Regions from separate parts of the Homo sapiens genome. Here all the other regions are linked to region 3. The links are chromatin loops, found by intact Hi-C in ENCODE. Cell type or tissue: GM12878. All regions are shown on one strand.

Region 1 (4,000 bases), 410 kb before region 3:
CACAGTCTCTCTTACGTTTCTGAGAGATTCTTCCTTGCCCCCTTCTTAACCTCTGGTGGTTTCCTGGCAATCTGCGATGCTCCTTGGCTTGCAACTTCCTAATTCCAATCTCTGCCTTCATTGTCACAGTGTGTCCTCTCTGTGTATATGTTTTCAGATGGCCATCTTCTTAGAAGGATGCCAGTAATATTGGATCAGGGGCTAACTCTGCTCCAGTATGACCTCATTTCATCACTAATTACATCTGCCACAACTCTGTGTCCAAATAAGGTCACATTCTGAGATACTGAAGGTTAGGATTTCAACTTGTCTTTTTTGAGAGGGACTCAATTCAACTCATTACAATATCAAATGTTATACAAAGTATGATGGACACAGGGAAAAGGTCATTATATTTTGCATTTAGGAAATGATTGGTGACTTTTGGAAGAGCTGAGATCAAGGTAAAAGCCAAGTTCACAGCAGTTGATTAGTGGTGTGAAGTGGACAGTTAGCTGTGAAAGGCAGAGGGAAATAACTGAGGGTGGCACAAGAGTGAGAATATAAGACTTTCTGAGAATCAATAGGTGGTCATCAGTACATAAGGAAAGGGTCTTGAGTCAGCAAGGATGCCAATCTAATAAAGCAATATTGGAGTAAATGCCCTTATCACGCAAAATGACATTTTAGTGAATAGACTGCATATATGATGATGGTTCCATAAGATTATAATACCATATTTTTACCGTATCTTTTCTATGTTGAGATGCATAAATACTTTCCATTGTGTTACAGTCATCTACATACAGTAACATGCTGTACAGGTATGTAGTTTAGAAGCAGTAGGCTATACCATCTAGGTTTGTGTAAGTACACCATGATATTGATGTTCACATGATGAAATTGCCTACTGATGCATTTATCAGAACATATTCCCATCGTTAAGCAATACATGATTGTAGTTATTAAAATCCTACTAAATCAGGATGTATTTCCTATTAATATAAACTTATAAGCAATTTTAATCAATATTAAACACTAATACAGATATAGGTTTATTAGAGTCAATATATATGTTAATATAAGATTTTTGATGCTTTGCACTGTTTCCCAAGGTTCATAATATTATACAATTACTAAAGCTAGCAAGGTTATCATAAGACAAAGGGCATTTACAGTTTATAATCTATTTGTTTTTCTTTCAGAATCTAGAAAATAATTTTATTTGATTTTTCTGTAATTAAGTAAAATGCTGTTTTATTAAAATTTAATTTCCCCCCAAAACTTTCTAAAATCTGCAGATCTCTGAAAAGTTAATAATTTATCTGCCAAGCATACCTCCTGTATTTAAGTATTTATGAGCATGTGATAAATGTGTACTCTAAAACACAAACAGAATGTGTTTTCTTACGTATTAATGAATATTTTGATTAATTAAGCAGATATTAGAATTGCACATCACTTCAGGGTTGTTTGATTCAGAATAGCATCTGGTTTCAGTGATAACATGAATCATGAAAACTACTTATAAATGTGCTCTTGTGTTCTTCTCATAATCTCCTATGGAAAGTAAACAGGAACTGTTAAAAATGTACCTAGCACTTCTCAGGGGCTCCTGTTCTGGCTTGGTCCAACTCTGGTCATGCAGGCATTTTTCCTTTTAAGGACAATTAAGTCCTATCTTTGCAGGCCATAGTGTTACTCATGTTCGGGGAGGCCACAGAGCCGGGAAGAGGAGCCCTGAGCCCTGAGCAGGTTCAATGTCGCCCCCGTCAGGAGCACCGCTGCAATGGAAAGCTTCAGTTACCATCAAAGGGATGCAGTCAGGCCAGAGAGAGAACTGCTATTTTCAAATACAAATGAACAAAACTACAAAAATGACAGAGAAGTCTTTGTTCTCTGTCTAAATGTGAGCCCCAAACAAATCCTCCCTGATTTAATGTGAAGTTTCTGGCCTGACCCCGACACTCTCCCTGATGTGCCTTCTACACGTCTATGAGGCAGCACTGTCTGTAACAGTGTGTGTCAGGTGCAGGGACTTTTCCAGCTGTCTCATGACTGTTAGGCAACATTGCCTTTTCCTGGGACTTTCAGCTGGGCTGGCTATGGTCTTTTTAGATTTAGCTTTGGGAAGCTGCCCCCTGCTGGGCTTCGGTTGGTGTGAATGGCCTGGACTTAGGAAGGGGCACTGCTGTAGTTGGCCCTGAATGGACCCTGGACTTTGGAGCCTCCTGGATGACACAGTTGCTTACCCTCGTGTTATCAATCTGAAAAACCTCATCAAGTGATACATTTCCAATCTCCTGACTGTCCTGTGACTTATTTGATGGTATTAAGCAAAGCTCAGGTCAGAAGGATTGTCATAAAATTGTTGACTGGACTCTTTCTCAGGAAAAGTTTAGCATGTCCTGGCAACTTTTAGGCTCATACCACTAACTCTGAGAGGTCAAGGGTTTTATGTAGAATGGTAACCTTCTTAAAATTGAGGTTTTAATAAACAGAGCTACGCATAGCAGACTCATCCCTGGTCTTACAGAGAGGATGTCAAATGGCTGAACCATGTGCTTTCTCAAAGTCAGTGACAGCAGAGATGAGGAAGGGGTTGATGATGTAAGAGAGAGCTGGGACAAAGGCCAAGTCAATACCAAATGAGTTGTCATTCTCCCTATGCTTTTCATACACACCCAAGCGTTTCACTCGGGAGATACCAGAGCAAAAGGAAGATAAATGCTACATGTAGTTCGTTCTGATATAACTGTCACTAGCACATGGTGCACACGCTCCATGAGAACACTTCTGTTTCATTAATCATGCTCTTTTGAAAATGTGACTAAATGTAAGTGATGTCAATTTCCAGTGCTGCTTTTGCTTTATAAGTAGGCTTTGAGGATTTAACCATATTTGGTAGATGCTAATATTTCTGTGTTGGCCATGAGAAAGATTATTATAGTACACAATGTAGTAAAATATTTGTCTTATGTAAAGAGAGAAATAATCATTTTTATTTACATTCCTGTGCAACTCGGGTCAGTCTGCCCTAAGGAGTTTTATTTTCTAAAGAATAAGCCTAGGAAATGATTTCATCATAGATTCAAGTAACAGCGTGAAACAAACACAGCCTCGGGATTTTTGCTATGTGTAGTCCCCTTAATTTTCTAGAATAAGACAAAAGACTGTTGTAAATAATTTTGAATAAAACTCGGATTTGTTATTTAATTTTAAAGACCTCCCAGAGTTTGAGATAATCAAAACAAACTTATTTTGTGCTCAGATTAAGAGCAAAATAACAAAACTAATCTACTAGTGATAGACTTTTAAATGCAAATTTAAAACAAGATACATATCTTTCAAAGGATGATTTTCTTCTTGTCATAAAAGACAAATTACTGAAATGCCTTTAGAGATTTATATTTGTATATTGCATTTATAACAATGATAAATCTCAGTTAACAATAAAAGGTTAAATTATGTCTTAAATGTAGGAAAATATAGGAAAGGTAAGGATATTTTTATTTTTATTTTTTTTAAGGAGCAAATAGGGCAGAAATTAGAGTGGCCAGCAGGGGGCTTCTTTTAGGTTTCTTTCCCTTTCCCATAAATTAAAACCTAACCTAAAAATATAGTTTACTCTTTAGTTTTATAAATAAGGAATAAAGAGACAAACAATGGCTGCTAAATTTTCATTGCTTCCACTAGTTTAAACAAGACACGTTTTACTTCTCTTTAGTTAATTCCTCTCTCCTGCTTACTTCCCTTCCTACCACTATTTTTTCTCAAGACCTGTAAAGTGATCCCTGCAGTCTGGATTGGCCAGTGCTGCCTCTGCCTCCATCCTCAACCAAAGTTCTATCTTTGCAAACCTTCCAGGGAGGATTTTAATGATGAACTCCCCACCAAATAGAAATGAAAAGTAAATTAAGAGCAAAGAAGCATATTCTATATTGATGATTTAAATGGTAGTTATAAAAATCTAGTTGCACTCTGAACCTCCTTTTGAGAGGGACTTTCTGAAATCATGGGC
Region 2 (4,000 bases), 81 kb before region 3:
TCACTACCTTGACTACCAAGATGCTGGATTTGTTAAAAATCAATTTAGTCACACACTTATCTCTTTAGTCTTTCTTTGCCTTGCTTTGGAGATAAATAGTTTCAAAATCCCTGAAAACTGTGTTTTTTTTTGTTTGTTTGTTTTTACAATAATGGAATCAAGTCCATGCTTTACATATCCGTTTCCAAATTTATCATTACCAAACTGATCCATTTCTCCTCCTTTCTAGTGTTAAAGATTTCGATGAACTTTCAGAAACAAGACATTCATATTAGCTTCTTAGTAGAAAACAAAAATGTCCTCCATTAAGAATTGATTACTAATAGCAGAAGATTTTAAACTATCTCTGTTGGTAGATGAAGTGATTCTTGCATAGATAGAGAGAGCCATTTGTCACCACAGCTGGCTAAGTCCCCCTCCTTCCTTCACTTAGTCTGTATTAGTTTGCTAGAGCTGCCATAACAAAATATCAGAGTCTGAGTAGCTTTAACAACAGGAATCCACTTTCTCACACTTCTGGAGGTTGGAAACCCAAGATCAAGGTGCTGGCAGGGTGGGTTTCACAGAGAGCTTTCAAGGAAGGATCTGTTCTGGGCCTTTCTTTTTGACATGTAGATGGCTGCCCTTTTATTGCCTCTTCATCTGTGTCTGTGTGCTCCTGATGTCTCTCTCTGTGTGTCCAAACATCATCTTATAAGGACACCAGTAGGAACGGATTAGGTCCTACCCTAATGGTCACATTTTTTACTTGATTTTCTCTTTAAAGGCTTTATATCCAAATACAGTCATGGTCTGAGGTACAAGGTGTTAGGGCTTCAAACATACGAATTTGTGGGAGTCAATTCAGCTCATAACATAGTCCATGAGCTTGTACTAATTGGAAGTGAGGATTAGGTTTTTAGTTGTTTCCTTCCTTCCAATTACTCTAGATCTTTCTCCACTTCCAGTTGACCAATCCCTTCATGCTGCCAGCCCCACATTTGACTTGACTGCCTTTACCTACACTCTCCAGTCTTTGTTATTCTTTCCTTCCTCACATCCAAATGTAACTCTGCCACAACCCACTAGACCTCTATTAGGAATCATTTGAAAACTAAAAAGTAAAACATCTATTTGACCCCCTTGACCCATGCTTTCTGGCTGCATATTAAAAATAATAGCAAAAATCATGATTACTTTTGCACCAACCTAATATTAAAATCATCTGGGGTGTTTTATAAAAATACCTATGTCTGGGCCCTAATACCAGATCTTCTGGTTTGGTTGGTGGAGTGAGGCCCGTGTTCCTGATGATCTGACCACTCTCATACATTTCTGTCTGTGCTTCTCTTAGCCTAAAATGCTCTGTGCTTTTTTTCCAACTCATGAATTCTTATCTATTCGAATTTATAGGTGGACTGTCACTTCCTCAAGAAAGCCTCCATCAGTTACCCCAGGGTAGTGTATTAGGGTCAGTCTAGCAGAGCAGTAGGTAACGTGAACTAAAGGCATAGAGACCTGAGTGTGAATGTCTTACTTTGATCTTTCTTAACCAGGGGACTTTGAACATTTTCTTAAGCCTGTTGAGCCTCATTGTGGTAATCATGAAAAGGGAAAGTCTTAAAGCATGTCACATAGGGTTGATGTGAGAATTAAGAAAATTACCATATGTATGCTTCCTAGCTGGTAGTACATGTCCATTTAATAATCTCTCCTTCTGGTGGCGGGCACCTGTAATCCCAGCTACTTGGGAGGCTGAGGCAGGAGAATGGCGTGAACCCGGGAGGCGGAGCTTGCAGTGAGCCGAGACAGCGCCACTGCACTCCAGCCTGGGCGACAGCGAGACTCCGTCTCAAAAAAAAAAAGAAAAAAAGTCTCTCCCTCCTTTCTATTTTCGTTGTGCTTGTTCCACATTTCTCTGTTTGTTGTTGTTGTTGTTGTTGTTTAAACTCACAGTTTTTCAGTATGTGCTCCCAACTAGATTCACCATCAAGAACAGAGGATCAGGGGATGTAGCTGACTCATATTTGCATCCCTGGGATTTTTGTTGAGGATTCAAGAGGGATTGAACTCGGTCTACCTGACTTTCAGATTCCGTGTGCTTTTTATAACACTTTGGCCACCACTGAAAACATTGATAGTATAGAACATAGTAGTGATTTCTCAATATATGTATAATGAGTGTGAAATGACTAATGGATAATATTAGTCATCTGCAGAAGTAGTCTACTCCAGAAGATAGTTTGTAAATGCGTCACTGATAAAGATCTGGGTAACACCCACAACAAAACAAAGTAACCATTCCTAGAATCAAAATAATCACACATTGTAATGTAATCTGCCTTAAAGACAAAAAGTATTAGCAAAAGGGTGTTGCTTTGCAGACAGCCTAGAAATAGGTGGGAGAGTAGAAATTTGCCACTGTGTCTGCAAATCATGCAAAACAGCTGAAGCAAAAATCCCTTTTGGCTGGACAGACTTCTCTTAGGTGAGATGTGTACCTAAGGCTAGGAGAAGAACTTCATGTCTCTAGTCTTAATACCACTTAATTGACTTTACTTTGACCACCACATGAATCAAGCAAACTTCCAGCAATGATCTGGTGTCCTGTGTAGGGTTTCTTTCAGGGGAAACAATTTTTTGATCAGTCAACATGAATATGCATTTTTCTTGGCAGATGAATTTCCCACAGCAAATCAATGCTCGCTTGGTTAGTATTGCCATTTTTGATATCTTATCAGTTTGGTTTATGAATTAGTCACCTTGAAGTTGTATATTTCTGCAAGCTTAAAAATAAAGTTCCCATACTTGTTGAGGTGAGGGCGTGACCCTGGACATAGAGACGTGATACTTGACCAATGTATTGTCTTCCTAAAAGGATTGAGCTAAGTTGCTAACTGGCTTCACTTCCAGGTACATTTTCTCTACAAAAGGAAAATGAATACAATTAAATAACTAAGTTTCTTTATTATATTTTTTATAGTTTTAACAGCTTAAACTCCTGGAGTAAGAGTCAAGTCAAATTTACCTTGTATCAAAATCTACATAGTGATATGGCATTCGTCTCAGTATTTGGTTAAAAAGAGCAAATTGGAATTTTCTGGGGTTTTTTTTCCCCTGAATACTTTACGTGGTTACAGTTATGCTACTGCTATTTTTAATTAAATAAGAGTGGCTGGGCATGGTGGCTCACACCTGTAATCCCAATGCTTTGGGAGGCTGAAGTGGGAGGATTGCTTGACAGGAGTTCAAGACCAGCCTGGGCAACATAGTGAGACTTTGTCTCTACAAAAAATAAAAAAAATAAAAGTTAGCTGAGCATGGTGGTGCACATGTGTAGTCCCAGCTACTCAAGAAGCTGAAGCAGGAGATTGCTGGAGCCTAGGAGTTCAAGGTTACAGTGAGCTATGATCACATCACCGCACTCCAGTCTTGGCAACCCTGGAGCAAGAGACCCTGTCTCAATAAATAAATAAATAAATAAATAATAAAAGTAATAAAATATTAAATATGTACATTTTGTAATACTTATGATTATAGTTTCTTTATATTGTAAGTTATTACATAGCAATCATCTTTTATCTTTTGTTTGATTTGTATGTTAGGACATCTAAAAATTTCAAATTACTTTAAGATTATGACTATCTCACTGTATTTAATTATCAATTATGAAAAAGTCATTACCAATAAAACAAATGTTTATAACTTTAAAAATACAGTTCCTTCAAAGATAAATGTTCTACAATTATTGAACATTACATTATAGGTCAAGGAGTGATTATAAACTGAGTTTCTTTTTACCACTACTCTTATATTTCAACTCTGCTATTAACCCCCTCAGGAGATTGAAGTATTCATCTAACCAAATCCCAGTTTTCTAAAAGGTAAATAAATGTAATTGACAATAAAAATAGTTATAGGACACTAACATCTCTTCCAAACTTCCTAACATGAACTTACTGTTTTATTTTCCCACCCATTCTTCCTCTATTTGGGATGACATACCATATATTTGCCCCCA
Region 3 (4,000 bases):
ATAATAATATAAACACGAATTATTGTTCTATCCAAAATTGATATTGTGGAAACAGGAAATGTGCTGTGTGACAGTGGTGCATATAAATGTGGGAATAGGAGAGAGGAACAGGCATGAGTGTTGGTGTGGTAAGGATGTCGGCTGTGAAGGGGAGTAAAATCCCTCTCTTCTGCAGTAAAAAGTCAGTAACAGTGTCTAAATTTCAAAGAAATGGTAATAAGAGTATGTCTTGTCCACAGCTTTGGGTCCTACTTTCTATATTGGCACAAAGGTAAAACCCCTCTTGACAAGCATCTACAAGGCAGATCAATTGAGAACATACGTTGTGTTTTACTTTCGGGTGTGGCTATGAAAGTTCAGGTCTTTGACAGTGGTCAAAGGTCCTTTAGGTAATCATTCTTGACTGGCTTCTTTCATTCATAGTGGTAGAGAAGATGAAGAGGCAGTGAGAGGATCTTCCTGGCAGCCACATATATGTTTCTTTACCAAACCCCCTTCCCCTAATTAATTCAAGGAAAAGTACTTGTTTGACATGAGCTGAGACAATAAAATCCTCTCCTGCTGAATTTAGAACTGAGAGGGAAACGCCCTTGGTTTAGTATGCTCCGTTTTCCTAAAATAAGATAGAGATCTCAAGGCCTGTGAAGTGGCTATCTTCCCCATGGTGTTGACTGAGTGATAAAAACCAGCTTGAGAAGAAAACAGATGTACAGGGAGATAATGTCCGGGGTCCTTATAACTTCCCATTTCCTTGTCCTGTGTGTGAAGCACCCCTTTTATGTGTAAACTAAAAGTTTCTTTTCATGCTTAGAGCCAGAGAGTTCTGACTGTTAAGACTATGCTTATCAACTGGGACACAAAAGGCAGCTTAATTCTTTCCTTTGTACCTAAAAATATACAGTCCTTAGGTAGTTAAGAGGGAAAGGCCTCAACCAGAATCTCTCTTTTGCCGGCACAGTGATATTTATTTGACAGCCATACAGGTTTTAGAATAGGCCTCTGGCCCTTCTTTAAAAGGCACAGAAAACTGTGTCCAGGAAGCACTGTGGAATTAATAGAAGAATGAGCCTCCTGAACTGAATGATTTCACCATAGTGTCTTCTGCCTCACTACTGTCGCATACTCATAGCACAAGGTTTTAAAGGACGTAAGAAAAAACACACCCTCTCTCTCTAACGTTTATTTTTTATTAGAGGAGACTGACATTAATCATCTGTTTCCCCATCTCTAGAAACCTCTGGAACCCTTTTGCTGAAGTGTCAGCTCAGGTTTATAATATCCCACTCTCCTGGAAGACAGAAGGAAAGTCAAATGCATTATACCACCAAGAGGGCATAAGCTAATAAAGAAAAATGATTAATCAATATTTGCGAGCAATACATTGAAACAAAGAGAGTTTGCATTAGCTCCAGAGTGTAAACCACTTTGTTGAGAGAGCACTTCTGAATCCACTCCGTCATTCTGGATTTAGCAAATGTGAGCTTTTCTTCTTTCCTAGTTAATAGCCAAAATAATTAACACAGAGTTTACATGCACTGGGAAATTGCTGTGTTGAGAAAAAAAGAGAAATTGTACAAACCCTGTGGCCAAGCAGGTTGCTGCCAGAAATAGAAGTGTGAACATCAGTCTGATGGGAAACGCTGCTGTGTAAAGGTGACTGAAACTCTGACATCAGCTCAACATGTTCCACATCCACACCCTATGCAAGGTTCTCAGATTGTCTCATCAGAAGTGAGGACAACAGGGCCAGCTTTTGGTTAAAAATCTCAGATGAAAGAAATGAGTTTCTCACACTAGCATTAAGGAATACATTAAAACAAAAATGATTTAAAGTTTTTTTTTTGACACTGTCCATTTTCAACTCATACCAAAGCTATTAATATTTTAAGCTTGTTATACCTTGGTTTGTCTTTTAGAATGGAAAGGAGCCCGTAAGATCACATAGCAACTTATGCTTGTTTTAAAATGGCAGAGGAAGAGGACCGTCAGAAAGGTTAAGTGCCTAGTCCAGCATCAGCAGCTGATGAAGAGCAGAAGAGTATGAAAGCCAGGCCTCCTGGCTCCTCATTAGTGTTCCTTCCACCACACTGTGCTTCACATAAAGTCTGTAAGAGTCTCAGTATGAGAATGGGAATAATGTCACACATGAGAAGACCGGTGGTCTCCAAGGAATATCAACTTCCCACTTGTGAGAGGGCAATTTTTCTCTCCCCGAGAGAGAATCACAGCCTTCTTTTTGAAAGCTATTTAAAAGGTGCAAATGTGTGAACTTCTAACAAACTGCTAAGGCAAGTGTATTGCCTAAGCAGTAAAACGTAATGTCACGAGGAAAATCAGGTGATTTCATGTGCAAATTTTACCCTCTGGAATCTAAATATCTTGATCATCCTTAAAGGAAAAAAAAAAAAAAAAAAATCGGGCTTCTTGTCACCGCAATTGAACTGCAACTCCATTACTGGATCAATACTCCTGCTAGCAAATATCCCTCTGGAGTAGCCTTGTTACACAAATTAAAACAGTTTTGAGAGGGGGGAGTAGTAATTCTGGGAAACTTAGGGAAAATGATCTCAAAACAGAATTTGTTTAATAGACAAAACCGGGGCTGCGTGGGCGGGGGTGTGGTTGAAGAGGGTGGAATGGGTTACATTCTAACGAACTTTTTAATAAAAGAAAGATGTAGACATTGTAGCTTCCCAGAGGATAAAATGATCAAATGGATCTTTTTCCAAATAAATACTATTATGCTACACTTTCATGGTCAATAGTGCTACATTTGTAGGTGCCCCTCGTCTCAAAAACCAATTTGGCTTATCTGCTTTCTCCTTCTTACATACGTCTCAAAAGCTGTAACAGATTCAGGGAAATAGATGACCTAGTCACAAATGCTCACTTCTCTAGGGACTTGCCTTTAAATTGACCTTGAGCTTCACAAACCAAAAAGAGCATTTGTGTACCTCAGGACAGTATTAAATCTGAAAAAAAATTAAATAAAAAATGAGGGATAGGAGCAGATGGTCAAAGCAAATACATACTCATTCAGACAGCCAAGCCAATAGATAAGAATGCAGAGGCCCTATTAGCTGCAGATTCCTTATGGGGCATAAGCGGTTACAGGAAATGTCTGTTTAGATTAAGGTCACACAATCATCAGTCTTTTACAAGAAATTTTAAAATGTGAACTCGTTCAACTTTTTATGTGGCTTTGTGTTTCTGCTGTTTTAATTTGGAAGATTTTGTTGATATTGGGGAGAAAAAAGTAACAAACTGGGGTTCAGTCAAGTCGTATATGGGTCAAGAAACATTTTATTGTTCACTATGAATTTTAATGTACTCAGATATCACCTTGCTGCTAAGTCTTGTTCCCTTGTTCTCTGAAGAAGAAACACACACAGCTGTGTGGTAATATTAGTGGGATTATGGGCTACCAATGAATATACTGAAACCAAGATATGTGTGACTTATGACATAAATAAAAACTGTTGCTACCATGAGAGGGAAACACTCACAATTAATACTCACTGGCTTGTATAGGGCATGCCTGTTTTTAAATCTCCAACTGGCACCTACTGATGAGGGCTATTTTAAAAATTAGGGACGGAAAAGGTAAAGAGAAATCAAGGCTAAAGGTTGATTTTGCTACTCAATCTGAAATAAACATAACCAGAGTTTTTGAAAGGTAAAAACAAGATAAAATAATTATAGCTTAGAGTCTTAACTAGTACTTTCTAAGTGCTGTAGATAGTGTGGCAGGTTAAAGATGGCTATACATTTTTTGATATTTTTCCCATAGAGAGATGGAATCTAGAATTCCTCCCTCAATCTGGGTTGTATCTCTAATGGCTTTGATGAGTTGAACAGGACAAAACTGTCTCTGTGTTAGTTTCTGGACCTGGCCCCTAAAAATCTGGCAGCACCTATTTCTCTTTTCTTAAAACACTCTGTCTCAGAGTCTTGAGCTTCTGCATAAGAAATCTGATTATCCTGAGAAGGTCTGCTGGAA
Region 4 (4,000 bases), 290 kb before region 3:
TGCAAGAACCTCTCACTGAGATCGTAGGTAAGGAGTAGAATTTTGTGATAGGCTAATGTGAAGCCATGGTGAAAATAAAAGATAGCATTGAAGGAGCTTCTGTATATACAATAAAAAAATTTAATTCAATATTTAAAAATTTTGTTATTAATATACTTATTACTTCAGCAAAGTAGACAGTATTTATTGAGTAGTACCTAGTAGACACTGTTCTAATGCTTTATAGATCTAACATCTTTTAATTCTCAAGTGCATCCAGTTTCAAGTGCGTGTATTGACAGAGTGATAGCTAAAAAATATGGAAAAGACATTTCACTCATAGGCTTCTGTCACTACCAGATTGATTTTTCACTGACTCTACAGTTGTTCGTCTGACTGCACCTAATCATGTGGTTTCTCAGGCATCCTGTGACCCATCTTGGTCTGTCACTTGAGACCTCTCACCTTTTATCTGGTCTTGAAATGTACAGCCTGCAAAGGCCTCTGAGATCTATGTTTTTTGTTGTTGTTGTTTGGTTGGCTTTTTAGGACACAAAGAACTATTTAAAATCCATCACTATTTTCTGTTTCTGTTTTTATTTTTTTCCATACAACCTCTAGATCAAGTGCAAACAACAGAGTAAATTTTATTTTATGTGTACTAATTCTCAATTCAGTATTTTTGACATCAATGGTTGAAGTGTCCTAGATTTAGTTGTTATTGTTCCACTTTAATTTTTATTTGCTACAGGAGCATCATGGTTCAGGTTAAGAGATCAAACTAGTTGCTTTATCAGATACACCCTTACATTCTCTTTCTCATGCAATACAGATCTGTCAGCCACAAATGTTAAACCTAAAATATCTACCATATGTTTTCTCTGGAAAAAGGAGTTCTATGAGGTTGAGAACTGCTGTGTAAAACACTGTATATTACTAAACTGTCAGAATGTCTATGAGTTTTCTATCTCAAGAATACTGGTATTAGAGAATACCAGTCTTCCCTCCATGAAAGTTATTGTACGTAGGTTTTACCTAGGATATACCAGGGACTCAAGATTTGCACTAAACACAACAGATGATCCTGCCTTCATGGAGATAACATTCCAGTAAGAAGATATACATTATAATTGTATGGACATGGATCATATTCTTCTTAGTCCTCTCCCTGTTTCCATCTGCTTTTTTGATAATAAGACATTTTATTTCCACAAATAAAATTTCCCTGAAGACTCCAGGAATATTATCAGGTTATCTGTAAGATTCATTTGGAATTTACACATTTGTCATCTTGTGTTGTCGTCTACCTTTTAAAAAATGTGCAAGTGTCCACGTATGTTTATTGCAGCACTATTCACAATAGCAAAGACTTGGAATCAACCCAAATGCCCATCCATGATAGACTGGATAAAGAAAATGTGGCACATATACACAATAGAATACTATGCAGCCATAAAAAAGGATGAGTTCATGTCCTTTGCATGGACATGGATGAAACTGGAAACCATCATTCTCAGCAAACTAACACAAGAACAGAAAACCAAACACTGCATGTCCTCACGCATAAGTAGGAGTGGAAAAATAAGAACACATGGACACAGGGAGGGGAACATCACACACTGGGGCCTGTTGGGGGGTGGGGGCTAGGGAAGGGACAGCATTAGGAGAAATACCTAATGTAGATGAAGGGTTGATGGGTGCAACAAACCACCATGGCACATATATACCTATGTAACAAACCTGCACGTTATGCACACGTGCTCCAGAACTCAAAGTATTATATATATATGAATGAAGGTAGATTTTATTTAATAAGCTAATTTCTTGTAGTCTATATTATTGCAACAATAAAATATATATAAAGTTGAAAAAATGTGCAAATATCTTTTCTCCATAATAAGATTTTTTTAATTTCTAAGGGCAGGGATCGCCACCTACATGGTTTTATTACATTTTATTTTGCAAATATTTACACATACAAGGAGAGTATAAAGAAAAATAAAGTGAACACCAGCTTAGCAAATAAAACACGCCCTGCACATTTGAAGTGCCGTTAAGCATTCCTCTCTGATCACGTCTCATTTCTTCCTTGCCTCTAGAGGGAGCCACCGGTATTTATCTTCCACTGTGTTTTTAGTACAATAATTGCAGGTACTCTTAGCTGTATATAATATCCTTTTGTACGTTTTAAAAGTTTGTATACAAAATCTTATACCATATTGTTCTGTGTTCATTTGACATTTTCTTCTAACATTTTTGTTCATGGGAATCCTGCACATTGTCAGTCATGCCTGTAGTTTATTGCTTTTCTCTGTTGCATATTATTTCATTATTTGAGCATAGCATAATTTATTTATTTATTATCTTGCTCTTGGACATTTGGGTGTTTTCCCATTATTTTCTAATTTTCTAAGTCTTTATACACATAATGTCTTGTGGGTGAAAGATATTAAAGACACTACATGATTTTTATTCCAAATTATAAGCCATCATCGTATTACCTTCTCCTGTTATGGAGACCAGTTCATCTCACTTAGTTTATGTAAGTTTTTCAGTTTAAATGTGTCTTCATAGTGAACTGGAATAATGCCAAATCCAGCCACAGTCTTCTACGGTTTCTAATACTTAGATTTCAAACTGAGATCACAAGCAGGAAGGGTGACAGCTAGAGTAGAGATAACATTTTCAGGGTCATTTCAGGAAATGAAAGGTCCAAATAGAATTTGATTAGGAATTGAAATATGGTGCCTAACCTGTAGTGAACCATTGCTGCTGAATGTCCTTTTTAGGCAAACAAACATTGTTATTGTGCAGTATTTCAGCATCACCTTCTGGATAGGACTGAACTCATGAGTTATTTGTAAATGAATTACAACTTTCACGGGTCTTTGTTGTAAATGCAGCCATTGGCTCATGGGTCATATAACTCAGTGCTCTAGAGGACAAACTTGCCATGGATGCCGAAGGACAAGGGAGGCTGGTTGCCACTCCATTGTGTGGAAGATGGGTATATGTCTGGGTTTTCTGGCACAACTTGATTTAACCTACTGGGCAAGCCACAGAATTGGCTTAGGACTGTCAGAGTTTCTCAATATTAAGTACAAATCTTGTAGAAAATATAAAAGCGCCAAGAAAAAAAAGTAGCTTCATTAATGACTAGTGTCCTCCTTTCCTTATATTTCAAAGTTGTGATACAAATCAAATAGACAATGTAGAAATTCAGATGCCGGTGTGATGTTTTTGTTTGGCATTTATCTCAGCAAATGAGGGGGTGATGTCATATCACAAGAGAGGTGCAATGATAAGTGTGAGAACAAGTCATCCCTTAACTAGGGAAGATTAATGTGCTGTTCCAAAATGGAGCTCTTATACATGCTGTTCACCCAAAAGAAGTATGAAAAGTGAACAAATGGAGCTGTCAGACAAAGTGCTGATGACATACAAAATATTGAAATAAATAGCTGATGATGCACGAAGCATTGAAAGACACATTGATACCCCTGTCAGCTTCACTGCTCATTTATTTCCATGTGGTTGTCCTCTTCTGAATGTGATACAGCTTTTGCTGTTAAGAACCTTCCATACTGGGTCTTCAGAGTGACAAAGTCAGAAAGTTGGGCAACTTTCCATTGGCTATAAATTAATAGAGATAAATTAAAAGAATTTAAAAAAGATAAGTCAAATCAATTATCATGGTTTACGAGGAACAGTTGTAACTGGCAATTAATTATATAAGTAAGAAGGATGATAGAAGTAATAGGCTAGCTGCTGAGAAACCTGTTGTCTTTTTCAGTGCACTCAGGATGAATACATTTCTTAGAATTCTTTGCAGTTGAGTTAGGGCCACGTGCCTAGTTGAGACAAGAACTGAAAGTCAAACCCAGGCTTAGTACCTAACATCTCTCATGAGGTTTTTCATTTGTGTTCTGTGTGTGTGTGGAAGTGAAAGGCTCCCAAATGGCAGAACCATATAATGAAAGGAACTTAGATTCCTGAGTTATGCTTTGAAGGAGAGACATCT
Region 5 (4,000 bases), 140 kb before region 3:
CCATCAAATGCCCTTTGCTGCAGTCCTGAAGTGCCCTAGGTAGAAATTGTTTGATATCAGGTACATAAAGTTTTCAAAAGGAGTAGAAGCTGACAGTTAGAAGGTTACACTGACAGGTACCAAATGTAATAAAAGACATCCCACACTATGACTTGAGATATTAATCCAAATGTGTATTTGGCTTGAGTTTAAACTCAATTAGAGTATCTAAAATGGATGTCCATTGTGTACCTAATAATGTAGAGCACTAAGGGATTAGAGTGGGCTGCTTCATAAAACATTCGGGATCCCCCCTTTCCACCAACCCTTCTAAATGTGAGATCATGGATTGGAATTGCTCTATGTGAGGGCTGAGGAGTGAATCTAATACACATAGACACATACACATATCACACACACATATATGGATATATAATGTGTATATACTATGTATACATACACATATTCCATATTTGTCTATATATGTGTATATATGCAGATGAAGTCACTGATGAAACATTAATCAGTGTACTTTGATAACAAGATAATTATTTCTAATTAAGACAGCGAATCCTTTCCCAATTAGTTTGGTAGCTTTGTGGAGTTTTTTTGTTTTGTTTTTTAAAGAATGTTAACATTAGTTGTCTCTATTTCCTTTTCTAATTTCTAAGGTGACCTCTGAATGTTGGAGTCCATTTCACTATCAAAGACATGTTGAGACCACTGTTGATGAACTGGTGAGACATTTCTTCCCAGATGTAACTATTTAAGTGGATTTCCCATCTCTTTTCCACTCATTTTAATGCCACAAGCACTGTTTTCTATAGTTCTTTATTACTTCTGTTTTCAGCTGCCACATGGAAGTGTTTCTAAAGAACATAAATAGAGGCTTGTCCTTACTGAGTGGTTTTCTGAACTAAAAGGAACATAAAGCATTTCCTTCAAAGAAGGAAAGGTTGTTATATAAAAAATTTTCCCTAAAATTTAGCAATTTTTCCTGAGATAGGAAAAAATTTATAATGTTAAAAAGCATGTCGTCTGATTTTGGGGGAAATAGGTGTTATCCCATGTTTCTGGGAGAAGTGTACATCATTATAGCATTGCTAAAAAAGAGAACTTGGAAACAGCATGAGTATGCCATAAAAGGAAATCAAGTAATTAATTGGATTATAGTCCATAGAATGAAATATAGTAAAACCATTTTTTAAAAAGTATCTCTGTGTGCCAGCTCTCCCTTATGATATTAAAATCACATCAACTGCCTTCCTTTCCTTGTTGAGATATTGCTAAACAGAAGTTCATGGAAAGGACATGTTTTAGAAGGTCAGGCAAATTTCCAGGATATTCACATACATCAACAAGTATTATAGCATTATTGATATGAAACAACTATAAGTCCTATTTGTAGTTCTTGTTCTAGATGGCTTCAGAACACTACAAGCTAATGTTTGCAACTTATTTGACCATTGCTTCCCAAAATGTAACTGTAATTTTGTGAGAAATAACTACTCTTAGTAAATCATGTTTCTTTATGTAGGTATGAATACAAAAGTTTTGATATCTTTATTTATAGCTCTCTCTTCCCCAATATTATTAACATGTTATTAACATCTAAGTTTTTATAATAGTTTTCTTTTCAACTATATGTATTTTTTTGTCTAAGAGATGTCTAAGTTGTGCTAGGTAGGAGGAAGAGGTGATGGAAAGTTATGATTTAAATATTACTTCTGTTCCCTAAAAGAAAATTATTGAGATCTGCCCTTGCTATTTCTCATGCTATCTGAGTTTTTAATGACTAGTTAAATATCAAAAAGCTGTGGGAAACAAACAAATGAACCTCAGTAAATACTAACAGGACTTTCAGATGAAAATAAAGCTATACATTTGGGAGGATTATGAAATTCCTTAATTAGAAACAGAAGCAAGAGAACTAGATTGCAGGACTTGGCTCTACCACGGACTGTGCTCTTAGGCCACTTAATTCGTATTTCTGCATTTCCGTTTCCACATTTTTGAAGTAAAATGTTGGAGTAGAGAATATTTCTTTAGACTCTGATAATCTGTGATTAACAGTAGGTCATTCTCACTTTTTCCTTGATATTTTTCTAAGGCTCAAGAATTTATGTAAAGTAACAAAAGAAGATACTTATGTAGTCAAATGTCCCCAAGGATATTTGAGGAACAATGAATTCCTGTGATCCAATCCTTCAATTTAAAGATGAAGGGCTGAAGTGCAGAGAGGAGAAGTGGCTCACTCAAGTTCACATGGCCAGTCACAAAGCAGATTTTCAAAGCAGAACAATCATTAGTCGGCACACAAGGGCAGGTTCTTACTCTAGGTTTTCTTAACATTTCTTGTGTATATGAAATAAATATTAGATAAAAATGTTTTTTTACTGTGTAATTTTCCATTCATAGCTCCTCTTCTTGCTAAGAATCCAATAGATACTTAATAAAAATTAATTAATTTGCATACTGGCTCTTAAATTTCCTATTGTTCATAATTTTTGGTCAGCTAGGAGGTGTACCCAGAAACAGAAATGTTCTTATGAGTAGTTCTAGAAACTTCTTCAAAATTTCAGAGCAGAGGATATTACGCAGGAAGTAAGAAAGATGTGGCTTCTGTGGCCTTTTCTCTTAAATCAACACAACCCCCATTTGCAATGCTGGTTTGTGTAATCCTGGCAACTCCCAGCTAGCTTGGCAGTGTGTCCACATTCAAAGACTGACCCAAAGCTATAGGTCAGTGAGCAAAAAGCAGTCTTGGCTTCCCCTGCAGAAGTGGAGAAATGGCAGTGACATTGCGACTTCATTATACTATGGAAAATTGGGCCTGTGTGGCTTCTGAAAGACTCCTTTCTTTTTTTACTGTGTTCTCAGAGGGCATGTTATTCCAAAACCAGAATTATGCACATCAAAATCTGCTTGAGAGGAAGGAGGAGCTAGAATATCATGTTAGGACTTGAAAGGGTTTTAGTGTTTTTACAGTGGAATAAGACTATTACATAAATGGCTTTGTTAGATAACCTAAATTATACTGCTTAGCTTCTTAAATACCTGCTAATCCTCTAGCCAAGCACATTTCTTCTCCCTACTCTCACCTTATGCAATCTTTCTCCTGTGAATAATCATTGAATTTTATTTGTAGTTCTCATATGACACATCTACTTTTTCCTCCAGATGTATTTTTGGCCTGCTGTTGAGATTGAATGTATTTATTGACCATACTGACTCTAGGAAGTGATATGTGTAAAACAGTACTAGAACCCCAAAGAAATCACCTTGCAGTGAGGGGGACAGGAACAGAAACAGATGACTATTTTTCTTAGTATTCATATTAAGCAATGTGCATCACAGGCAGACACAATATTTCATTCTTCTTTGCACCTCCCGTAGATTAGGTCCTCAGTAATAAATTAGGTCCTCATCTGATAAATGAATAAATAAATGTCTTATAAGCCTTCCAGGAGAATATATTTGATTTTATTAACTAATTCATTCAATTACTCATTTATTTGATGACTTAAAATTTTGCCTAGCTTTATTGTGTTTTTCCAATCTTAGTTTAAGTTCAGTTTCTATCACTGAAAAATAATAATTTTTAAAATTATAATGATATACGAATATCTAATGTCAACATGGCAATTTTCCCACCAACTGTAATTATTTCTTCAATCAATATTTCATTTGCATAAATTATCTTAAATTGTCTTTTTAATTAATTGTATTTCCAAGAAAGCAATAAAATAAACCTCTGAAGTGAAATGTATTTGTTTTCATGTGTTTGCATTGATCAATTCTAGTTCATAATCCCATTGGTTTTATTACTGTCCATTGAGTTTCTAAATGTTTATTGATCATTGTGACCTTAAAAATTATCTTTTTAGAATATGTTTTAGGTCATGAATAGAGACTAGTCACTTTTATATAGGAGGAAATGAAGATATAGATTTAGGGGTTTAATAATTCAACATTTAAAACCTCTTCTTTATTTTGTTTTACCATGAAAGTAGCTCTCTTC
Region 6 (4,000 bases), 420 kb before region 3:
AGTTGAAGAAATTGCCTTAAGGTAAGGCTCCAAATCTGACTATTTTAAAATATCTTAGGTTTATCTCTTTTAGATATGCCAATCTCAGGGCAGAGGTAGGTGAGGAAAGAGCTTATATGACTGCCCCTTCTCTGAGATTCAAAAAACGAGAAAATAAATTCTGTTGTTCAATTCTAAGACAAGTGGAAAAGATCAAAGACTTTATTACAGTTTTTTTATTTTTATTGAGCAGATTCACTTGGAACTTTGGCTTGCATGTGGAATGTTTACCTTTTAATAAGTGATCTGTTTAAATGTGGATCAGAGAACAAGGGTTTCTGTTTTACAGTTCAACTTTTGACCTTGGGGGATGAATGGGTGGAGGCTAAGAGGAAAAGTCCACTGTGTTTCTGCTGAACTTTTTACCCTTAAGAAAAAAATGAGCAAGTTTAAAGTTCACACAGTGCACAAGAGGTCTCCGCTGGGGATTTCTCGTATTATTAACTTCCTGACCTCAGATAATTAAAAAGGAAGAGCAGAGCCACCTCAGACTGTGACTCAACTTTGAACTTTTAACCTCCCAAGTAAAGTATTTAAATTGTAAATGGTAGACCCTGGAAGCTTTCTTATTGCTATTAAATTCCTTCATCCTTGGTCACAAAGTTATAATCTAGGCCAAAAGCATAGCCTGATCTTTCCTTTTTATTTACTTAACCTCTTTTAACAGAAAGGACTGAGAACACTATTTACCTAGAAATGACAGGTATTCTGGTGAAAGAAGTTAAGCTTAAAGGGTCACTGAATTTTGGAGCTGGAAGCAACCATAGATTATCTGTCCACTTCCCTCAGTGTGGAAAGAGAATACTGAGAACCAATTGGTTGAGTGACTTCCTTAAGGTCAGATAGTTAACAGGAGAACAAAAGAGCATCTCTAATTCATTAGCTGTATTTGTTTCAGTAGAAGAAGGATTAAAGCACGATTGGGGTTAAGGAATATTTCCCTATATTGCATAAGGGTCTAGAGGATCTGTGGCTTCTTTTTCTTTTTTTACATTAAAATTCATGAAGTAAAAAAAATCACTAGATAGGGATCAGGAGATCTGGGTCCTAAGTAGTGGCCCCTTCGCCCTTATTTATTGTGGAACCTTAGGAACTCATTTAACTTTTCCAAGCTGTGATTTGCTTTGTTGTAAAATGAAATACAGTTGGGAGGAGGTAATAAGCATCTGAGACCCCTTTCTGTTATAACGTATTTTGGTTCAATGGTATTCTTGCCTTAAGAATTCTCACTGCAATTTATGTTTAAACCTGAGCAGATATACAATTATAGGCAACATCTGTTTTTTTTTCTTTTTTTTTTTTTTAATACAAGATAAGGCTAGATGGCTGTGGTTTTAGGGTAATTGGTTATATCATGCTGAGCTTGACATCGATGGTAAGGTTCTCCTTATGTTAAAACAAAAATCCCAAAGGAAGCTGGGAATATAATGTAAGGAGGAGTGAGGGACAGAAAAAGGAAGAACAAAAGAAGCCAGACAAAGAAGAAGGAAGAAGAAGGGATGATCAGGAGAAAAGGCATCAGAAAGGAGGGTGACGGGGATGGTGGCCCCTCAGTTGGATAGGGACTCAGTCAAAGCTTGTCATACTGACAAAGCCAATGAGGACATTGTGAATCTGCCAGAGTCACATGCTGTTAATACCAAGGCTTGGATAGGCAGCTCCCACTGGCACTGGTACAACACACAGCATGCGGGACAGCCAGTGATCGGTGGGGCCCACTCTTCCCTCCTGCTGTTTGCTAACACCTTTATTGCCTCCAGTTAGTTACTCACACCACTCTCATTCCCATCTGTCGAGGAGCGTTCCCTTCCAACATTCTGTCCTCCTTCTCATATACGAGAAAAAGACCCTCCCAGTGTGACTGCAAACTGCAGAATGATACTGAGCTCTGAAATCAGGCAAGTTTGGAGTGGGGTTAGCAGTGATTTTCTTGTTTCCTAGTCCTAAGGAGTAAGCAGGTTGGAACTACAGGATGCTACTCGGGACCCTTCTGCAGACACAGCTGGAGGAAAAGGAGAGCGAGATGGCTGTCTGGCTGGAGGCCTGTTTGCACTGCCCTGGAGGCAGGACATCCCATTCATGGTCACTGCCTGTTGAAAGTGCCAAACAGCTGTATTCAGCTTCCAACACATTACAGATGTGAACCCACCCATGTCCTCAACCACTCTCAGTGGCTTTCAACTACTTTGCTTCTGCTTTACAATCTCCTCTGCCTGCTCTTCCTTGTCTGAGAGTCAGTCAAGACAAGGGATTACTGTTTGAGCAAGGGACTGCACTTATATGAATGTCTGATTAGGCAACCGAAGTTGCAGACCAGTGGGCTGTAAATAACTGGTAATTGGGGTTTTTGGTGGACAAAATTACCTAGTTATTTTCTCTGCCCGCTAAGTTCTATTCATTCACTAAATTCCTCCCACATTTTCTACTCTTGAGTACATTCTTTCCGGTGTGGATGTACAAAAATGTTAACCTCCAGAGCCCCTGAAGAGGGAGGTCAGAGGTCACCAAGCAGAGCGTGACTGTCATCATGAAACACGTCATACTGTCCCAATGCCACTTACCTGCATCAACATCTACAAAGGAAATAAAGCGCTGAGTTTTGTCTGCCAGTGAGCCCTGCAATGAAAAACATCACAATGCAAATATGTTGCACTTATGAAATTAAAAAAAGTCATAAGGTTTATGTTGCTCTTCTCAGTGATGAACTAAAACAAATTCCAGGTGGCTCAATTCAGGGCAATAATGATGAATCTATTTTTTTTATTTACTTATTTTTCTTTTTAAAAATAATTTGTACCTCAAGGCAATGAAAGAACAGAAAGTTAAGTACAACTCAGAGAGCCAGTGCCAAATAATTCAGTATGTGAATTGTCTGCAGTGAGGACTTTCATTAAGTCAGGGCCAATAATCCCCCATGAAGGTGGGAGGATCAGAGTGCTGGGAAGGGACAGCCTAGTACCTTGCCCTGTTTCTGAACTGGCCCAGCCCCACCCAAGATAAGTGGAGGAGCAGTGTGCAGTAAGTAGCCTTTGCTGACTCTAACTAACTATACCCCCAAACTGGGATAAGGCCATAACCCCAACTCCACTGTGAAGCCAAGACCTCGCCTCCAGAAGCAGCCAACACTGATGAATTCTCTGCAGTTGCCTGTTTTCCCTGGCAATATTACCTCTTTTGGCATGAACATTTGAATTGATGGTAAAACTGAAAAAAAAAATTAGCAAAAATTACACCAGCAAAAAGCCCGTTTTCTCTGTTTCCATCTTCTATATATTTATGAAGTAGATCTCTATATATTTGTCTGGTATTGTTCCTTTGGTTTGATGCACCCAGCTGGCAAGAATAAGTCATCTTTGGGGCTTAAATTTAGTGGAGTATCCCTGCAAATGCCAGGAGCTCCAGAGCTCTTAATGGAGCTTTGGCAGCCAAAATAGCAACAATTGTATAGCAGGTACAATGGGAGTGGGAGGCTGGTTGTGCAAGGAGCTGTAGTCTTCTCCCTTCCTTGTCCCCAGCAGTCCTGAAAGTGAACTAGTGTCTCAATGAGGTGTTATTTTAGGTTACAACTTGTCACACCTAATGGAAATGACACTAACAAGCAGGCAGATGCCAGTTGGAAATTTGTTGGTATCTAGGGATGGCAATTGTTGGCTCATTTATTCATTCAATCAGTCATTCAAATAACATGTATCATGCCCATCAAAAAGATGTGCCAGTCTCTGGAAACAGGAAACTCTTGGTGATCCCTGAGATATAAAAAGATGAGTTAGGATTTATTGCTGCTAAATACCTGTTTATCCAGTACTGCTAGGCAGAGGGCATGCCCTTAAAAAGCTCTAATAATTTGTGAAATATTGCTTCATACTCTGAAGCTTTCATTTGAAAACCAGACTTGATTCTTCTTTGGGAGGTCCAAAGAGACTGGCCCACCTTATTCCTAAGGGGAAAATTTGTATACCCT
Region 7 (4,000 bases), 310 kb before region 3:
TCAAGGAAATCTCAGCTACTCTACGTATTGCAAGTTTGAAATGTTTAATGCAGGGAATTAGAAGTTTATTCTCATTGGAAGGCTTTCGGGGAGATAAAGACTATCTCAGTGCAGAATACTTATTGAGGTGATTTTCAAGTGTTCATTCAGAATGTGCTTCAAATCTCATGACCACCCATGTGTCTGCTCACAATATCTGGGGAATAATGCCCTCCCAATCTTTGGAATTTGGATTTGGAGGCATTTGCTTTCCATGTCTTGTGTGATGCTTCTCAATAGTGACTCTAAACAAAAACCACATGGGGAATAGTACTGCCAGCATTTTCTTTGTTGCCATCTGCTTTCTGGCAGTGGAAAATAGACCTTATGGGTGCTAAAGTGGTACAGAATGATAGCAGACAATAAAGCTCGGTGAAAGGCAGGTAAGGTTGGCTGGAGTGCCATTGTACCGCCTTTCATGACATCATATGTGTTCGCACTTCCTCTTGGAATCATTGGAGATATTATTGAATGTCTTAACTCAGGGAATGAAATAATTAATTGAGTTTCGGAAAGATTAATCTATACTTTTATTATTAGAAAAATAACTATATATTTAAAGAAAAAATAATAAGGAATGAAGGAGGGCAACGTGTTAGTGTTGTTTTTGTGTTCTTATAAAGATACCTGAGACTGGGTAATTTACTAAGAAAAGAGATTTAATTGACTCATGTTTCTATGGGCTGTACAAGAAGAATGGTGCCAGTCTCTACTTCTGCTGAGGGCTTCAGGGAGTTTACAGTCATGGTGGAAGGCAAAGAGGGAGTGGGCCTCTCACATGGTGTGAGTGGAGGGAGGTGCCACACTCTTTTAAACAACCAGCAGTTGCATGAACTACCAGAGCGAGAACTCACTTGTTACCATGGGGATGGCACCAAGCCATTCATGAGGCACCTGCCTCCATGACCCAAACACCTCCCATGAGGCCCCACCTCAAACAATGGGGATTACATTTTAACATGAGATTTGGAGGGGACGAACATCCAAACTATATCCAGCAACATATGACACTCTGACATTCAAATTATATGAAGTTTGGATTAAGGGAAATAAAAATGGAAGGTAGAGAAATCAGTTGCTTCCTGAGCTTTGTCGTTTCCCTAACAGCCAAATTTTGGTTCTAAGAACATTAAATGAGCACCTAAACACTAACATTGTGCTTCCAGAAAAGAATCACCCTGTTCGTCTCCACTTTCACTCTTCGCGATCCTTATTCAACTGATCAGAAACAAAATTCTGTCTAGAAAGGTCACCTATGGATTTCTGTAGCAAACACTTTTAACCAACTACTAAAGATTTGCTCCTCTTGCATAATATAGAGGATGCTATGAAGTGGCTGCCCAGACATGGACTATCATTTCCAACCCCTTTGGATCTAGGTGGGACCATGTCACTGAATTCTGTTCAATGGAATGTGAGTGAAAATATAACAATTCCAAAACTGTCACATAAAATCTTCCACCCCTTCCAAACTCTCTTCCCATCCACTGGCTGGATAAAACTTTCTTGAATGACCTGGCAAGCGACATAATAGAGGGGAGATTCTTCATGAACTTGGGTCTCAGAACCACCTTTACCCTCTACACCACACTGCCGCCACCACCACCTCCAACTGGACCTTACGTGAGCAAAAATGAAACCAACACCACCACCACCAACAACAAAACACTCATATTTTATTAAGCCACTGAGATTTTGGAGCTTTTCTATAATCACAGCTGGTAATATTTTCTCTGTGTTTCTCTGTGGCAATACGTACCACATCTTTAGCACATGATATGGCTATTTAAATGAGAATGCTTTTGGAGTACTTGAAAATATAGATAAGGAATTCAGAAGGCTCTGAAAACAGAATTTTGGAGTTGTTAGCACATAGGTAGTAGTTGAAACCATGGGTGTGGGTAGGATGATTCAAGAAGAATGGGCAGAATGAGAAAAGAAGGCCAAAGAAGAAATCTTGGGGAGTCAAACAGTAAGGTTGCAAGCAGAGAATGAAGCAGTAGCAAAAAGTGTAGCCAGAAGAATAAACTATATTCTGTCCTAGGATTCATGAGGACTCAAGGGAAGGAAGAGTGTGTCAAAGGCTGAGGATAAATGTTTCACTGGAGTACAGAGAACAAAAGAAAAATAGATAGCTGTGCACTGAGGAGTGAAAAAGGGAAGTGAAAGTAGAAACAGAAACTGCAGCTGATTCTAGAAGTACAGCAGTAAGGGAAGGAAATACATGCCTTCAAATTCAGCAAAATAAGCAGATTCATTTTAAGGATGAGGACAAGTTAGACAGGTTTGTAAGCTAAAAGAGAACAGCCACGACAGAGGATACAGTGAAGATTCAAAAAACGGTGGTGAATATTGAAAAGGCGTTGGAGGACACATAATAGAATGCAAAGTCCACAAGGAGAGGGGCTTTGTGTCTTGTTTCACACTGTGTCCCCAGGCTTAGAATATTCTGGCATCAGAAGGCACTCAGTAAACATAGAGAGGAAGAAAGGAAGAAGATGAAATCAGGAGTACAGATTAAAGTGTTATCTTTGGAAGACAGGCAAGACATCCTTTGGGACAGAAGGGAAGGAGAGAAAGCTGGGGAACATGCAGATAATACAAGAGGTGCGGTTTGTGACTGATGGCTGCTATTTTCTCTGTGAGGTAGGAGGCTTGGCCATCTGTTAAAATGAGTGGGTGAGTCCAGCTAAGTAATTTAAGAAGAATGGTAAAGGTTTGTACCAGCTACTAGCATGAATAATATGGTTATTTACTTGAAATAAAAATATTAGATGATACTAACAATGCATGCATTATGAAAATTGATGCATTCATTTGAGGTTACTTACTGATTTACAGAAAATAAGCCACTGGGTGCATTCAATCATTTATAAGGTTAGGGGTTAAGTTTAAGACATAAATGTAAATTTGTCTGCGTATTATCCAGAGTAAAGTCAATATCCTCTTTGGTACATTGCACAATCTCAGACACTGTGTTACTCTTTTGCTGTGAGCTTTTAAGGTCTACCTTAATATATTCATAACTGTAACATTGTGTAATTATGAACTTCATCATTTGGATAAAATTATGAACAAAAGCAATTGTCCAGAATTCTCTGATTTAGTTGCCATATCTTAAATAATGCCTTTTGTGAAGAAAATATGTGATTAAATTATATGTAAATACTTTAATTTTATAGACTAGAGGTGGCTCTGAATATGTAGATTTCATAATGTTAAATATCACAAAGACTTCTGTGACCATAAAAAAGCTGCTTAATTAAGCACTTTAATATACTGTCAAGGCATGTATATTAAGCAAAAGCAAAAGCTTAATTACTCTTTTACAGACTGAATCCAGACAACTTTGGACATTCCTTCATTTGAAGAATTTTTACTGAACAATTACAGACCATTGATTGATACAGTGAAGATCAGAATGGCATAGTTTTCCTGTCTTCATGGAGATGAATGAATGAACTGTATTTTTTATTAGCCTAAGCATGAATTCTTCCCAAATTTCCTCCATGAACCATAGGATCCTACCTCTTAACCATTTTATGAAAATTCTATGGTGAATTGAGGTCCTCAAGTTGTCTGACAATATCTGATTTTGCCACGGTCATGTGGGAAAAGTAGGCATGTGAGCAAGTCATAGTTTTACTTGTTTGGAAGATTCTTCTAATTATGTCAAGATGAAAGGTTTTATACTGTGTAGAAGGCAGTGTGAGAGAAGTGGACAGTAGAACTCCTATTTGGTGGGCCAGTGGCTATATTTTAAAATATGAAGGATACATATTTGACTGTTTAAGTACAATGATCTGCCATGGATCTATACTTTTGGGCTGCTGTCTTTTAGGCTAAAGCAATTAAAGGCAATGTAATGAACATGGTTATCTGTGGATGCCCCTTTGATTGCCATTGTATTATGCTTTACACTGTGATGGCTCTCTCTTTGAGGAGAGACGCTGTTCCTCCA

What was found. A loop is a pair of places that touch in the nucleus more often than their neighbours do. Peaks named below come from ENCODE experiments on the same cell type or tissue, not always from the same donor. Only the 100,000 strongest peaks of a DNase experiment are listed, where the experiment ranks them.
Region 1: a loop joins it to region 3, with 2.7 times the contacts of the local background. A loop is called at or near these places in 2 of 110 quality-filtered maps.
Region 2: it touches region 3 in a loop (7-fold over the local background); 6 of 110 quality-filtered maps call a loop at or near these places.
Region 4: it touches region 3 in a loop (7-fold over the local background); 18 of 110 quality-filtered maps call a loop at or near these places.
Region 5: a loop joins it to region 3, with 3 times the contacts of the local background. A loop is called at or near these places in 2 of 110 quality-filtered maps.
Region 6: it touches region 3 in a loop (12-fold over the local background); 2 of 110 quality-filtered maps call a loop at or near these places.
Region 7: it touches region 3 in a loop (2.5-fold over the local background); 9 of 110 quality-filtered maps call a loop at or near these places.

What each region holds. Positions count from the first base shown.
Region 1 is chr21:14,862,544-14,866,543 of GRCh38, reverse strand. All of the region lies in intron 1 of ASMER1 (adipocyte associated metabolic related lncRNA 1), which reads left to right. Among named protein-coding and RNA genes, the nearest start is that of ASMER1, 54 kb to the left of the region's middle. RefSeq lists an enhancer at 1,817-1,866. In GM12878, CTCF peaks have their summits at 1,753, 2,116 (motif pointing left) and 3,546 (motif pointing right); a DNase peak (open chromatin) is centred at 1,757; H3K27ac peaks cover 898 bases.
Region 2 is chr21:14,532,369-14,536,368 of GRCh38, reverse strand. The region is part of intron 1 of SAMSN1 (SAM domain, SH3 domain and nuclear localization signals 1); the gene reads left to right. All of the region lies in intron 1 of LOC124905053 (a long non-coding RNA gene), which reads right to left. Among named protein-coding and RNA genes, the nearest start is that of SAMSN1, 12 kb to the left of the region's middle. RefSeq lists enhancers at 2,605-2,704, 1,579-2,778. In GM12878, no CTCF peak of the experiment used is centred here; a DNase peak (open chromatin) is centred at 2,265; H3K4me3 peaks cover 2,502 bases; H3K27ac peaks cover 3,230 bases.
Region 3 is chr21:14,451,181-14,455,180 of GRCh38, reverse strand. No RefSeq gene overlaps it. Among named protein-coding and RNA genes, the nearest start is that of HSPA13, 70 kb to the right of the region's middle. RefSeq lists cis regulatory regions at 288-944, 2,900-3,061. In GM12878, no CTCF peak of the experiment used is centred here; DNase peaks (open chromatin) are centred at 350, 940, 1,640 and 2,100; H3K4me3 peaks cover 382 bases; H3K27ac peaks cover 4,000 bases.
Region 4 is chr21:14,736,212-14,740,211 of GRCh38, reverse strand. No RefSeq gene overlaps it. Among named protein-coding and RNA genes, the nearest start is that of SAMSN1-AS1, 160 kb to the right of the region's middle. In GM12878, a CTCF peak has its summit at 2,079 (motif pointing right); DNase peaks (open chromatin) are centred at 2,105, 2,661 and 3,881; H3K27ac peaks cover 1,390 bases.
Region 5 is chr21:14,590,729-14,594,728 of GRCh38, reverse strand. It overlaps SAMSN1-AS1 (SAMSN1 antisense RNA 1), which reads right to left. Exons shown (of 5, transcript NR_046512.2): 3 at 3,261-3,407; 4 at 1-35. It also overlaps a transcript of SAMSN1 not described here. Among named protein-coding and RNA genes, the nearest start is that of SAMSN1-AS1, 11 kb to the right of the region's middle. In GM12878, no CTCF peak of the experiment used is centred here; no DNase peak of the experiment used is centred here; H3K27ac peaks cover 78 bases.
Region 6 is chr21:14,874,402-14,878,401 of GRCh38, reverse strand. The region is part of intron 1 of ASMER1 (adipocyte associated metabolic related lncRNA 1); the gene reads left to right. Among named protein-coding and RNA genes, the nearest start is that of ASMER1, 42 kb to the left of the region's middle. RefSeq lists an enhancer at 283-352. In GM12878, no CTCF peak of the experiment used is centred here; DNase peaks (open chromatin) are centred at 433 and 2,421; H3K4me3 peaks cover 639 bases.
Region 7 is chr21:14,761,523-14,765,522 of GRCh38, reverse strand. No RefSeq gene overlaps it. Among named protein-coding and RNA genes, the nearest start is that of ASMER1, 160 kb to the left of the region's middle. RefSeq lists enhancers at 1,734-1,793, 1,924-1,983, 2,034-2,163, 2,324-2,443. In GM12878, no CTCF peak of the experiment used is centred here; a DNase peak (open chromatin) is centred at 2,202; H3K4me3 peaks cover 1,871 bases; H3K27ac peaks cover 2,719 bases.